2 separate regions of the Homo sapiens genome follow, and region 1 is linked to region 2. Evidence: chromatin contacts called from ENCODE Hi-C or POLR2A ChIA-PET data. All regions are on one chromosome and are shown on one strand. The core of a region is the stretch at or near the end of the contact, and the rest is flanking DNA. Distances in the headings are between cores, read along the strand shown.

What was found. A loop is a pair of places that touch in the nucleus more often than their neighbours do. ChIA-PET counts read pairs that join two places held with the same protein, here RNA polymerase II (POLR2A). Pooled maps may share reads with other maps.
Region 1: a map of posterior cingulate gyrus shows a loop between it and region 2 (2.0-fold over the local background). The contact joins the enhancer-like site here to the promoter of CEL in region 2. A Hi-C loop is called at or near these places in 22 of 168 maps with a recorded cell type or tissue (Right ventricle myocardium superior, adrenal gland, cardiac septum and 13 more), 3 of 37 single-sample maps with no recorded cell type and 24 of 50 pooled maps. POLR2A ChIA-PET finds 5 or more read pairs at or near these places in 8 of 52 experiments (GM12878, K562, RWPE1 and 5 more).

What each region holds. Positions count from the first base shown.
Region 1 is chr9:133,102,059-133,109,614 of GRCh38, forward strand. It overlaps RALGDS (ral guanine nucleotide dissociation stimulator), which reads right to left. Exons shown (of 18, transcript NM_006266.4): 5 at 6,615-6,808; 6 at 5,930-6,348; 7 at 5,027-5,242; 8 at 4,587-4,690; 9 at 3,874-3,958; 10 at 2,205-2,273; 11 at 1,689-1,775; 12 at 1,172-1,204; 13 at 721-842; 14 at 418-513; 15 at 1-81. Among named protein-coding and RNA genes, the nearest start is that of RALGDS, 15 kb to the right of the region's middle. RefSeq lists an enhancer at 1-343. Within about 2 kb of position 1,318, at least 8 of the 41 ENCODE cell types and tissues checked have a DNase peak (open chromatin) inside an H3K27ac peak, as active enhancers do; they include dorsolateral prefrontal cortex and gastrocnemius medialis, where a contact is called at or near this core.
Region 2 is chr9:133,057,867-133,064,559 of GRCh38, forward strand. CEL (carboxyl ester lipase) reads left to right here and starts at 4,115. Exons shown (of 11, transcript NM_001807.6): 1 at 4,115-4,202; 2 at 6,538-6,688. The coding sequence starts at 4,137. LOC124902325 reads right to left here and starts at 3,466. Exons shown (of 2, transcript XM_047424377.1): 1 at 2,883-3,466; 2 at 215-308. The coding sequence starts at 3,466. The coding sequence ends at 215. It overlaps GTF3C5 (general transcription factor IIIC subunit 5), which reads left to right. Exons shown (of 11, transcript NM_012087.4): 11 at 1-637. The coding sequence ends at 114. RefSeq lists enhancers at 2,326-3,077, 3,078-3,830.

The sequences.
Region 1 (7,556 bases), core at 68-2,567, 41 kb after region 2:
TAGGGGCCACACCTGAGCTGGTCACAGGACTTGGAGTGGGAGCTGCCACTGGTACTGAGCTCAGTGCTGGGGGCCTGGCGGCTGGGTGAAGAGTTGGCTTAGTTAAGGGGGCTCCCCAAGGACACATCCCAACCCCACAGCCCCTGCACCCTGCGCCCAAGGACTGTGCAAAGTGCTGGGACAGTTGCCAGTACTCCATTCACCACAGCCATCTGGGAGAGCATTTAGTATCACCCCATTTCACAGAGGAGGAAACTGAGGCCCAAAAAGGTGAGGGGACTCATCCCAGTCTCAGGGCCAGTCAGCAGCAGGGTAGGATTCCAGGGCCAGCCTCCCTGACTCCCTGAGCCCAGGCTCAGCCCTGAAGCTTCTGAGCCCCAAGGCAGCTGCCCCTACCACCCTTGGCCAGGCCCTTACTCGCTCCAGCGCTTGACAATGGCTGTGTTCTTCTTGGTCCTGAGGGTGTTGCTGGCTGACTCGGATGGGGGCTCCAGCTCGCACGACAGGTTGTAGCTATGAGCAGAGGGGCAGTGGTGTGACAACCAGGGGCCATGCTCCGGCCTTCCCCCAGCACCTGCCCAGAAGCTGGAGTCGGGGTGCCCCGGCCATCCTCAGGCAACAGGGGCTGAGGCTGACCATGGGTCATAGCTGCTGGCCCTCTGGAGCTGGCCCCCTAGGACAGCCTGCCCCCACTGTCCCCATTTGCTGCCCCGGCCTCACCTCTCAGTCTCGCTGAGCCGCTCCACGGCCCGGAACCAGGCCCCAAATTGCTCATCTGGCGCGATGCTGTAGTTGTTGCAGGCCGACTGCAGCAGCTTGATCTGGGCGATCACCTCGAACTCCTGGGGCCAGAGGGAAGCACAGGGCGGTGACAAGGCCCCCCGGGCAGCACAGGGGCCAGTCTCTGGGTCTTTGTTCTTGGGGTCCCTTCCTCCCCTCTACTCCCATCCAGGCCTTCCTGTTCTCAAAGTTGGGCTCAGCCACTCCCCAGGAGGTGGTCCTGGATTATAACCTCCTACCCTCACCCTCCAGTGGGAGGGGACCCCCTTCTCTCTGTGTCCAAATGTCCCATGTCCCATGAATCTAAGGAGAGGGTAGGAGTTGAAATGTCCTACCCTGGTGGGTCTGTTTTCCACCCCTCCCCAAGTCAGGGCTGCCTGCAGCTGCTTACCTTCCTCCTCTTCTCAAAGTTGATGAGTCTGCCCTGGAAGGTGGACACCCAATGGCCGTCAGAAAGTGACCCCTTGACCATTACAGTCTCCCCACCTCATGCTGCACTATCAAGAGTGCCCACCAGGGGGCAGGGCACGCACACCCCTGGATTGAAGCCGGTGCTGGGCACCAGGGCAAGGGGACATGCGGGCAGAGGCTTGGGGACTTCTTGTCCAGCACTCTCGGAGGACAATGGACTGAGGCCTTGGGTGAGAAGGCCCTGCTCAGCCACCACGTGCCGCCTGACCGCTGAGGGCCTGGCTTCCCTCTGTGCTCAGGGTCACTGCCTGAGGGATGGGCTGTGTCCCACTCAGCCAAACCCTGCTGCAGCTCTGTGTTTGGGCAGCCCTGGGGTGTCACCAGCAGGGCACTGAGCTGTTTACTCATTGCTGGGACAGGTGTGGCAGCCCAGCCCCCAGGGCTCAGGGAAGGTCTCTCCTCCCGGGCCCTACTCCAGCCCCGCCCGGCACACTCACATACAGATAGTCCTTCATGGCAGTGTCCAGCATCACCAGGTCGGTGAGGAACGTGCCCAGGTAGGGAACGGTGCCCTGGATGATGCCCTGTGACATTGGGGTAGGAGGATGAGCAAGGCCCCTCCCCTGAAGGCTTTCTCAGCCCCCAGCCCCAACTGGTCTCACTTGGAACAGCTGGGGGACCTCTGGGGGCCTCCTGGGGCCCACTGTCTCCCTGGACCCCAGACTCCCTCTAGCCATCTCCCTGGCTGGCATCTGGGAAATGCCAGGTTCCCAAGTCGTGTGGCCCCTGGCCCTCCCCAGCCCCACACCCGCCTGAGCCGGCTCTGCCAGGCCTGTCCTTTCGTGGCTGCAGCTGGTCTTCCCAGATACCAGCTGATCCAGGTGTGGCTCTGCTAGGGTCCAGAGGAGGCTACCTCTAATGGGGCCCATAGGCACCGTGGCTAGAGAGGAAAGGGCCCTCCTCCCTACCCCCAGGCCAGCCCCCTGCCCCTCCGCGGCCTTGGGCACTCTCACCGTCTCCTTCGGCCGTTTCTGGGCTCTCTTGGGGTTCATCTCCAGGGTGGCAAACTTGGAGGTGCCCTCCTGCCAGGGTAGAGGACAGGGTCAGCAAGGCCCTATCCCCTCAGCCCTCAGGCACCCTGACCTGGGGTGCTGCCAGTGTGGTCGGGTTCCAGGGCTGACCCTGTATCAATACTCACTAGTGTGGGGTCCTGGGCCGGTGGCCTGGCCTTCCTGAGCCTGCCTCCCCCTCTGGAAAGTGCGGATGAGAACTCCGCCTGCTGCATGGTGCGGTGGCTCACGCCTGTAATCCCAGCATTTTGGAAGGCCAAGGCAGGTGGATCACTTGAGGTCAGGAGTTTAAGACCAGCCTGGCCAACACAGTGAAACCCCATCTCTACTAAAAAATACAAAAATTACCTGGGTTGGTGGTGCACACCTATAATCCCAGCTACTTGGGAAGCTGAGGCAGGAGAATCCCTTGAACCCAGGAGGTGGGGATTGCAGTGAGCCGAGATCACGCCATTGCACTCCAGCCTGGGAGACAGAGCGAGACTCCTTCTCTAAACAAATAAAAAAACTCCACCTGCCTCGCAGGGCCTCAGAGACTCTGCGCTACAGTCCTGTTATGGCTGCACACTCCTTTCTCCCTTGAACCTTCCATAAGGTCAGCACCCCAGGGCTGGCATTCCTCCATTTTCTAGATGAGGAAACTATGGCCCTGAGATGGGCAGTGACTTGCCCTGGGCCCCCCAGGGACTCAGAACAGGCTCTTCTGTCCTAGCCAGAGGCTCTGCCCCATCTGCCTTTACCCGTTTGGTCACTGATCAGGGTACCGTCCTCTGGGCTTCTCGTGCATGCCAGGGCCCCCAGTGGAGCTGTGCCACGGAGGGAGAGGGACAGGTGTCCCAGGAGCCCCCTGCGATGCTCCCCTGTAGGGAACTCTGTGTGTGTCCACGCAGGAGGGGGGCCCTAGATGCCATTTCACTGACCGGGTATGCCAGGGGCACCAGGCAGTGACACTTGACTCCCTCTGAGGCCTCGTGAATCCATTAGTCACTGAAAGTTCTCCTCAGTCATCTGGGGTATCCGCCACAGCTAATGGGGTGCCATGGGAAGAATTCTACAGGGTTCTCTGGTCAGTGTCTCTTCTCGGGGCAGGGTAGGGAAGCCACATGGGGCCTCCAAATCTGCCTCCCAGGTCTGGCCACCTGGCCCCTGGCATCCCCTGCAGCTCCTGTCCCTGGGGTAGGCAGGCTGCCCTCTCCTTGGGTGTGTAGAGCAGACAGAGGTAGCGTCAGGAGCCTGGCCTCCCGGGGACAGACTGGGCCGGTGTGGGGGCAGGAGCCGCATCCCCTTCCCACCCAGCAGGAGGGACCGGCGAGGAAGCCAGAGGCCTGCTGGTCCTGATGCCCATCTACTCCTCCTGGAACCTCCACTGCTACCCTTACTGTGTCCAATTAACTGGGGCCCTGTCCCTCAAACACCCAGGGGCCAAACAGATCCCTCTTCCCCCTTCACGCACACGGGAAAGGAACTTTCCCAGCAAGAAGCGAATGCCACCGCCCGCCGCCCCAGCCCCCGCCCCAGCCCCCGCCCCAGCCCCCGCCCCAGCCCCAGCCCCCGCCCCAGCCCCCGCCCCAGCCCCCGCCCCAGCCCCCGCCCCAGCCTGCCGCCACTCCACCTTGATGAGCAGCTCCCGGCTCAATGAGTAGTTGTTCTCATCTGAGAAGATCTCTGACAGCTTCTGAAAGATCCGGAAACTGTCCCTGTCAGAAGGGCAAAGAAGGAAAGAGAAAGCTGGGAATGGTAGGGAGGGGTGTGAGTGCAAATCCGTTTTATTTTAGAGCTGAAAGACCCCAGACTGCCTGAACGCAGCACACAGGGTACCCCAGAGCACTAACGCTCTGCAGGTCTGGGGAGGGGGCCTTCATGTTGGTGCAACAGGACCCCATTCCCGTTTCCACTGAGCAGCTATTTCCAAAGGGGTTTTTTTCTTTTTTTGGAGACAGTTTCAGTCACCCAGGCTGGAGTGCAGTGGCCAGATGTCGACTCATTGCAACCTCTACCTCCTGGGTCCAAGAAATTCTCCTGCCTCAGCCTCCCAAGTAGCTGGGATTACAGGCGTTAGCCATTGCGCCTGGCACAAAGGTTTTGATTTCAATTGGATGAGGGTTCTGTGGCTACAACACGAATACCTGAAAATCTCTGATGTGGCTCAACCCACCATCTGACAGCTTAGGAAGCCGAGCTCTGAGGCAGAGCTGCTGCCAACTCAGGTCAGTGAAGGGTCCCTGCCCTCAGGGTTTGTGGCCTCCCATGGGCTCACTAAGGGGGTGATGCCAGCCCTGTGGGAGGTCCCTGGTGCACCAGGAGCTCCTACAGAGGCATGCCCACCTGGAAACGTCTTCCCACGTCTTCTTCAGACGGTGGATGGAGTTGCTCTGCAGGGCAGAGAGGATGGCATACAGTGACGAGAAGTTCTTGAGGATCCGGCACTCCTGGGGCGGGAAGAGCAGGAGGCATGAGGTGGGGCTGGAGCTCCCAGCTTGCCTGGCCTCAGTCCCCCTTGGCCAAGCCTCCCCTCCTAATGAGACAGACACCCAGGGAGTCCCCAGAGGGCACGCCTGCGACCCGGGGGTGACAGGAGGATTTTAGCTCAACCCAAGGAAAGAGTGTAAGGAAGACGTGAGCATCCAGGCAGTGGGCTGGGAGAGTCAAGGCCAGCATGCCCCTGGGAAGGGTAGACTGGGGCCTGTACAGGGCCTTGGACTGCAGACCACAACCTGAGAACAGATGAAGCCAAAGTGGGGGCCCAGGCCCCTCCTCTGGCATACCCTGGCCACCTCGATCCAGTGCTCCACCACCCTGGCCCTGTCTGGGGCTTTCGTGCTTCGGTTCCCGAGGCAGGTGGTGATGACACAGTTGGCCACACTGTTGAACTGGGTGACAGTGGCGCGGATGGTGGGCGCCAGGTGCTCCTTGCCCTTCTTGTCCCGCTGGGACCAGATGGAGCCCAGGCAGTGGTAGGGCACCACCTTCTTGAACAGTTCCTGGGGAGGAGGCTAAATGTCACCTGGTCCTGCCCCAGCAGTCTGGGCTGGTGCTGGGGAAGCTGAGGATGCAGCTTGAGCCTTGTGGGGATCTCTGGGTTTTATCCCGTGTCCATGCAGGGTGCCCAGCACACAAGTGACCCGGGACAGAACGCTGGTGGGAAGAAGAGGAGCACCGCCTCGCGCAGCCTCACCAAGCCCCAGCTCCAACAGGCGGCTCACGCCTGCCCACCCCCCATCCCCCCGCCTCAGTCTGCTCCCCATCCAGACGCACATCTGCTGTGGGCGCTACAACTAAGGGCTTTGTCCAGTGTCTGCCATAGGCTCCAGGACACACCAAGTGCCTAATGAGTGCTGAGGCTGGTGAGCCTCCTGAACAGATGGGGGTGACCCATGGATGCACCTTGGTGAGCACCCTCCGCTCCCACAGGCCAGGCCTGCTGAGCTTCCTGTCTGTTCCATCTAGAATCTGCACAGTCACTCTGGAGGATAGGGGTGACCTCATCTCTACTGTCCAGAGGTAAACTGAGGACTTGGGGTTAAGGAACGACCTGGTTACTTGGTGTGTAGCAGCAGAGCTGGGATTTGACCAGAACATCAGCTCTGGATCAGCAAATGGTAGGTCTGGGACAGCAGATGCTGCCAGAAGGCAGGCCCACCCCTGCCCTGCCAAGCTGAGCTGCTCACCGCATCCATCAGTGTAAACTGCTCTGCCACCAGATCTGGAGGGAACACCAAGAGGTGAGGCTTCTCCTCACTCAGCCCGTTCTCTGCAACCACAGGTGAAGGCCAGGAAGGCTGTAATGATGGAACTGGTGCTGGAGCTGGCTCCAGCTCTAGAGTTTGTGAGGGAGCTGGATCCTGTTCTGGAGCTGGCTCTAGTTCCAGAGCTGGCGCTGGAGCCGATTCTAGTCCCACAGCTGGCTCTGGAGCCTGCTGGAGCTCCGGAGCTGGTGCTGGAGCTACTTCTAGCTCTGAACCTGGAGCTGGTGTTGGAGCTGGCTCTGGCTCCGGGGCTGGAGCCGGCACTGGGCTGGGTGCTCGAGCTGGTGTTAGAGCTAGCTCGAGCTCTGGAGTTGGTTTTAGAGCTGGCACTGGTGACAGAGCTGCAAGAGGAGAAAAGTTCAACAACATGCCAGCCTTTCCTGTGCCTTTCCAAAGACACAGAACAGCCCCGGCTTCCAGAGAAGCCTCTCTCCCCGAACCCACAAAACGTGTACCAGGCCACTCTCCTGCCTGTGGTCCCTGCCTGTGTGGTCTGAGGCTCATCTGGGCCCCTGACCCAGCACCAGACCCTGGAGCCTCCTCTTCGTGTGGCCCAGCACCGACCCCTCCTCATTCACCCTCTGGCACCCACCCCAGTCCTCCTCACCCTCAGGCTCTGCCTCAATGGGTTCCGAGTGCTCCAGCTGGGCCAGGAGAAGGTGGGCACGGCGCTCCAGGTCTGAGCCTGGCATGTTGAGCTGCACGTAGGCCACCAGCTGCTTGAGGCAGGGAAAGTCCGGAGGTTGACAGAAATCCTCCGAGTACTGGTCCAGCCAGGTGCCCAGGATGGAGGAGATGGCACTGGGGACAGGTGGGTGGCAGCAGAGTCAGAGGCCTGGGCTCCCCTGAGCCAGGCTGGGCTCCTGAGCCGGCCCCTGTCCATCTGAAGGCCACCTGCCCCGGCCCAAGCCCCCTTGGCTGTCCAGCTAAAAGAACCAAGGAGGCCCCTGGTCAGTGGCGAACACCTCTCCCCTCCTCCAAGGAAGCCCCGCCCACAGCTCTGCATGTCTCCCAGCACCCCCTCCTCGCTGGAATGTAAACTCCATGAGGGATCGGTCCTCCTGCCGGGCATCTGCAGGTCCCTGGCGGCTCCTCAACTTGTAGCTCAGTGCTGGTGAGCTGCCTTACTCTCTCAGAGCTGTGTGTGGGTCTCATCTTCCCACTAATCCTGTTCTCCCAGAGGGTGGGGTGCAGCCTGCCCACTGAGCACTCACTATTGAGGGGTGAGGCAATGTGAGAGCAGAGGCTCACCCCACCTCTTGCCAGGGGCCCCTAGATCAGGGCCCACTGAGCCAAGGCCAGCTGGGATGAGGCTATGGTGGGATGAGTTCCCGCCGGGGGCTGCCCCGAGCCCCAGCCACCCCAGGACCCCTCCACAGCTCTCGGTCGTCTTTCTTCCTGCAGGCGAAGCCCCCAGACCCCAGCCCTCTAGCAGGAACCACAAGAGGTGTGGGAGCCAGGGTTCTGCCCAGCCAGCCCCGGCTCCGGCCCCAGCCCCATGTACTCTCCCACTGTTCGGTGGGGACAGGGTCCCTTCCTCTTGGCTCAA
Region 2 (6,693 bases), core at 2,865-5,364:
GAGTCTGGGGAAGACGAGGAGGATGAGGAGGAGGAGGAAGAGGAGGAGGAGGACTTCAAGCCATCCGACGGCAGTGAAAACGAAATGGAGACAGAGATTCTGGACTACGTGTGACAGGGCCCAAGGCTGGGCCTCCCTGACCCGGCCAGACTGGTGTCTGGCCTAATGAGGGAGCCGGGGCTCCCCATTGCCACCCACAGTGCCCGGAATGGCCCTAGGAGGCCCTCTGAGGAGAGCTAGAGTCCCAGCAAAGGGTGCAGCTGACCCTAGCACTGGCTGTGACATGCTGCTTGGTGCTGCCTCTGGTCCTGAGGGGTTAGGGACATCCCCAAAGGGTATACCCTGGCTCTGCCACCCATGAACCAGCCCAGCATCCAGCCAGTGAGTGGGCACCCAATGCCTCTCAGGATGAGACCAGTAAATGCCGGAGGTGGAGCTGGGCAGCTGTGGAGCCCCAGGCCACAGGCCAGTCTCGCTTGGCTCTCATGACTGTGGTGGTGGAGATAGCGTGGGGAGCCTCGCCCATGGTCTCACGTGGCAAGAAGTGCCTTTAGCTCTGGATCCCAACCGTTTGGCACAGCTTTGGCCACAGCCAGGCCCCTCTGGAATTGTCCTTATTAAACCAGTTTCCCGAGAAGTCTTGGTTTCTTGGTGTGAATGTTGGCGCTGCAGGGGAGTCTTCTTATTGCCTTGGGGCTTGGGCCCCCTTTGTCCCTTCATATATTCCTTCATTCATTCCTTCATTCATTCAGTGACATGCTGGCAGTGCTGGCCTGTGCCCCCCTCACATGTGGTCGGGTTGGGTGAGGGCAGCTAGGAGGACTCCAGGCCTGGGGTCAGTTCTTCTCTAAATGAATACCTTCTTGACAAAGTCATGGGAAACGGGCCCTGCTGTCCTGTGGCTGCCCAGTGTGAAACTAGTGGGTCCTGAGCCCACCGAGCCTGCCTGCCTGGCCCCGCTCCCCATGTTGCCCTTGGCTGAGGCACCTCTTGTGTCTCCCCAAGTCGGCAGCAGCACTCCCTCCCAACCTGTGTGCGTGCCGAGTATTTGTTGAAGAAACAGTCAGTTGTCAGAGAATGGCCCTGTTCTGGATTGGCTGGTTGCTTCTGTGTGGTGCTGAACCTGCTCCTCTCTCCCCTGTATTTCCTGGGGACAGGTGGAGGCTCAGCCAGATTCGGGTTCAAGGTCTCTTCCTAGGCTGCGTCAGTCTGCATGCACGGGAGGTCTGCTTACTAGGATTGACCAGCAGGTTTAGGTGTTGTCAGCCTGATGTGTTGGTCTTTTATCTAACGGTTTTTGGGTTTCTGTGGTTTTTTGTTTCATTTGTGGGTCTTTTTTTTTTTTTTGAGATGGTCTTGCTTTGTCACCCAGGTTGGAGTGCAGTGATGCAATCAGGGCTCACTGCAGCCTCAACCTCCTGGGCTCGGGTGATCCTTCCACCTCAGCCTCCTGAGTAGCTGGAACTACAGGTTGTGTACCGCCATGCCCAGATAATTTTTGAATTTTTGTAGAGATGAGGTCTCACTAATGTTGTCCAGGCTGGGCTCAAGGGATCCTCCCGCCTCAGCCTTCCAAAGTACTGGGATTACAGGTGTGAGCCACTGCGTCCAGCCTATTTAATGGCTTTTGAATAGCCGTTGATAATTGCCTGGACCTACTACTTCCTTAAGGGTGCAAAATGGTGATTTTTTTGAATTATATCGTTCCCTCTGCATTTAGTAGCTGGAATCCTATAAAGGAATCTTCCTCATCGTCTGTTTGATTACCCTGAAATACTATTTTCACAGAAAAGAAGGGAAAATGCCTGTTATCACCTCTAACAGTTTTCAGAACAATGAGTTAGTGCCCTGGCAAGGGCCAGTGACAGGGCAGGAGGGGGTGGAGAGCGTGTTTCCTGGGCTGCCTGGTGAACTCTCACGTCTGTCAATTGCAGGCTTGCTTTTTCATGCCCAACTTGTCTATCTTTGCCCAGAGGCGGCCTCAGGTTGACCTCTGTAGTCCTTTGACACAAGCCTTGGGTCTTGGGCACCTTCCTTACTTACAGCTACCACGATGCTGCAGGCTCCAGCCCCTCCCTGGCATTTCCTGTTGCGGACCCGGCCCAACCATCTCCCCAGGGTGCACTCAGTCGGTGTGAATATGGTGTTTAGAGACCCCAGTCTGGTCACCAGGGGTGGGGCTTGCTCCTGGGATTTCGTTACTGCTAGGGCTTTGGAAGAGACAGAGCCAGGAAATAAGTTTTTTTTTTTTTTTTTTGCCAATTTTAAAAAAATAAAGTATGAGGCTGGGCACGGTGGCTCATGCCTGTAATCCCAGCACTTTGGGAGGCTGAGGCGGGCAGATCACTTGAGCTCAGGAGTTTGAGACCAGCCTGGCCAACATGGTGAAACCCAGTCTCTACTAAAAATACAAAAATCGGCTGGGTGTGATGGCGCACGCCTGTAATCCCAGCTACTTCAGAGGCTAAAGCAGGAGGATCCCTCGAACCCAGGAGTTCAAGACTGCAGTGAGCTATGATTGTGCCACTGCACTCTAGCCTGGGTGACAGAGACCCTGTCTCAAAAAAACAAACAAACAAAAAACCTCTGTGGACTCCGGGTGATAATGACATGTCAATGTGGATTCATCAGGTGTTAACAGCTGTACCCCCTGGTGGGGGATGTTGATAACGGGGGAGACTGGAGTGGGGCGAGGACATACGGGAAATCTCTGTAATCTTCCTCTAATTTTGCTGTGAACCTAAAGCTGCTCTAAAAATGTACATAGATATAAACTGGGGCCTTCCTTTCCCTCTGCCCTGCCCCAGCCCTCCCCCACCTCCTTCCTCTCCCTGCTGCCTCCCCTCTGCCCTCCCCTTTCCTCCTTAGCCACTGTAAATGACACTGCAGCAAAGGTCTGAGGCAAATGCCTTTGCCCTGGGGCGCCCCAGCCACCTGCAGGCCCCTTATTTCCTGTGGCCGAGCTCCTCCTCCCACCCTCCAGTCCTTTCCCCAGCCTCCCTCGCCCACTAGGCCTCCTGAATTGCTGGCACCGGCTGTGGTCGACAGACAGAGGGACAGACGTGGCTCTGCAGGTCCACTCGGTCCCTGGCACCGGCCGCAGGGGTGGCAGAACGGGAGTGTGGTTGGTGTGGGAAGCACAGGCCCCAGTGTCTCCTGGGGGACTGTTGGGTGGGAAGGCTCTGGCTGCCCTCACCCTGTTCCCATCACTGCAGAGGGCTGTGCGGTGGCTGGAGCTGCCACTGAGTGTCTCGGTGAGGGTGACCTCACACTGGCTGAGCTTAAAGGCCCCATCTGAAGACTTTGTTCGTGGTGTTCTTTCACTTCTCAGAGCCTTTCCTGGCTCCAGGATTAATACCTGTTCACAGAAAATACGAGTCGCCTCCTCCTCCACAACCTCACACGACCTTCTCCCTTCCCTCCCACTGGCCTCTTTCCCTCCCCTTCTGTCACTCTGCCTGGGCATGCCCCAGGGCCTCGGCTGGGCCCTTTGTTTCCACAGGGAAACCTACATGGTTGGGCTAGATGCCTCCGCACCCCCCCACCCACACCCCCTGAGCCTCTAGTCCTCCCTCCCAGGACACATCAGGCTGGATGGTGACACTTCCACACCCTTGAGTGGGACTGCCTTGTGCTGCTCTGGGATTCGCACCCAGCTTGGACTACCCGCTCCACGGGCCCCAGGAAAAGCTCGTACAGATAAGGTCAGCCACATGAGTGGAGGGCCTGCAGCATGCTGCCCTTTCTGTCCCAGAAGTCACGTGCTCGGTCCCCTCTGAAGCCCCTTTGGGGACCTAGGGGACAAGCAGGGCATGGAGACATGGAGACAAAGTATGCCCTTTTCTCTGACAGTGACACCAAGCCCTGTGAACAAACCAGAAGGCAGGGCACTGTGCACCCTGCCCGGCCCCACCATCCCCCTTACCACCCGCCACCTTGCCACCTGCCTCTGCTCCCAGGTAAGTGGTAACCTGCACAGGTGCACTGTGGGTTTGGGGAAAACTGGATCTCCCTGCACCTGAGGGGGTAGAGGGGAGGGAGTGCCTGAGAGCTCATGAACAAGCATGTGACCTTGGATCCAGCTCCATAAATACCCGAGGCCCAGGGGGAGGGCCACCCAGAGGCTGATGCTCACCATGGGGCGCCTGCAACTGGTTGTGTTGGGCCTCACCTGCTGCTGGGCAGTGGCGAGTGCCGCGAAGGTAAGAGCCCAGCAGAGGGGCAGGTCCTGCTGCTCTCTCGCTCAATCAGATCTGGAAACTTCGGGCCAGGCTGAGAAAGAGCCCAGCACAGCCCCGCAGCAGATCCCGGGCACTCACGCTCATTTCTATGGGGACAGGTGCCAGGTAGAACACAGGATGCCCAATTCCATTTGAATTTCAGATAAACTGCCAAGAACTGCTGTGTAAGTATGTCCCATGCAATATTTGAAACAAATTTCTATGGGCCGGGCGCAGTGGCTCACACCTGCAATCCCACCAGTTTGGGAGGCCGAGGTGGGTGGATCACTTGAGGTCAGGAGTTGGAGACCAGCCTGGCCAACATGGTGAAACCCCGTCTCTACTAAAAATACAAATATTAATCGGGCGTGGTGGTGGGTGCCTGTAATCCCAGCTACTCGGGAGGCTGAGGCAGGAGAACCGCTTGAAGCTGGGAGGTGGAGATTGCGGTGAGCTGAGATCACGCTACTGCACTCCAGCCTGGGTGACAGGGCGAGACTCTGTCTCAAAAAATAGAAAAAGAAAAAAATGAAACATACTAAAAAACAATTCACTGTTTACCTGAAATTCAAATGTAACTGGGCCTCTTGAATTTACATTTGCTAATCCTGGTGATTCCACCTCTCTGTTGTTCCCATTTTACAGAAGGGGAAACGGGCCCAGGGGCAGGGAGTGTGGAGAGCAGGCAGACGGGTGGAGAGAAGCAGGCAGGCAGTTTGCCCAGCATGGCACAGCTGCTGCCTCCTATTCCTGTGCAGGAAGCTGAAAGCCGAGCTACTCCACACCCGGGTCCGGGTCCCTCCAGAAAGAGAGCCGGCAGGCAGGAGCTCTCTCGAGGCATCCATAAATTCTACCCTCTCTGCCTGTGAAGGAGAAGCCACAGAAACCCCAAGCCCCACAGGAAGCCGGTGTCGGTGCCCGGCCCAGTCCCTGCCCCCAGCAGGAGTCACACAGGGGACCCCAGATCCCAACCACGCTGTTCTGCCGCCTGCGGTGTCTCAGGCCCTGGGGACTCCTGTCTCCACCTCTGCTGCCTGCTCTCCACACTCCCTGGCCCTGGGACCGGGAGGTTTGGGCAGTGGTCCTGGGCTCCTGACTCAAAGGAGAGGTCACCTTCTTCTTGGGCGAGCTCTTCTTGGGGTGCTGAGAGGCCTTCGGCAGGTCATCACGACCCCTCCCCATTTCCCCACCCTGAGGCCCTCTGGCCAGTCTCAATTGCACAGGGATCACGCCACTGGCACAAGGAGACACAGATGCCTCGCAGGGGATGCCCACGATGCCTGCATGTGTTGCTTCTGGTTCCTTTCCTCCAGTTCCAACCGCCGCACTCTCCCACACCAGTGTGACAGGGGGCCCATCACCCTAGACTTCAGAGGGCTGCTGGGACCCTGGCTGGGCCTGGGGGTGTAGGGCCACCCTGCCCTTCCCCACCTGGAACCTGGCACAGGTGACAGCCAGCAAGCAATGACCTGGTCCCACCATGCACCACGGGAAGAGGGAGCTGCTGCCCAAGATGGACAGGAGGTGGCACTGGGGCAGACAGCTGCTTCTCAACAGGGTGACTTCAAGCCCAAAAGCTGCCCAGCCTCAGTTCCGTCAGGGACAGAGGGTGGATGAGCACCAACCTCCAGGCCCCTCGTGGGGGTGGACAGCTTGGTGCACAGAGGCCATTTTCATGGCACAGGGAAGCGTGGCGGGGGTGGGAGGTGTGGTCCCTAGGGGGTTCTTTACCAGCAGGGGGCTCAGGAACTGTGGGGACTTGGGCATGGGGCCATCGACTTTGTGCCCAGCCAGCTAGGCCCTGTGCAGGGAGATGGGAGGAGGGAAAAGCAGGCCCCACCCCTCAGAAAGGAGGAAGGTTGGTGTGAAACATCCCGGGTACACTGAGCATTGGGTACACTCCTCCCGGGAGCTGGACAGGCCTCCCATGTGATGGCAAACAGGCCGACAGGAGACACGGCTGTTGCTCGTCTTCCACATGGGGAAACTGAGGATCGGAGTCAAAGCTGGGCGGCCATAGCCAGAACCCAAACCTCCATCCCACCTCTTGGCCGGCTTCCCTAGTGGGAACACTGGTTGAACCAGTTTCCTCTAAGATTCTGGGAGCAGGACACCCCCAGGGATAAGGAGAGGAACAGGAATCCTAAAGCCCTGAGCATTGCAGGGCAGGGGGTGCTGCCTGGGTCTCCTGTGCAGAGCTGTCCTGCTTTGAAGCTGTCTTTGCCTCTGGGCACGCGGAGTCGGCTTGCCTTGCCCCCTCCGGATTCAGGCCGATGGGGCTTGAGCCCCCCTGACCCTGCCCGTGTCTCCCTCGCAGCTGGGCGCCGTGTACACAGAAGGTGGGTTCGTGGAAGGCGTCAATAAGAAGCTCGGCCTCCTGGGTGACTCTGTGGACATCTTCAAGGGCATCCCCTTCGCAGCTCCCACCAAGGCCCTGGAAAATCCTCAGCCACATCCTGGCTGGCAAGGTGGG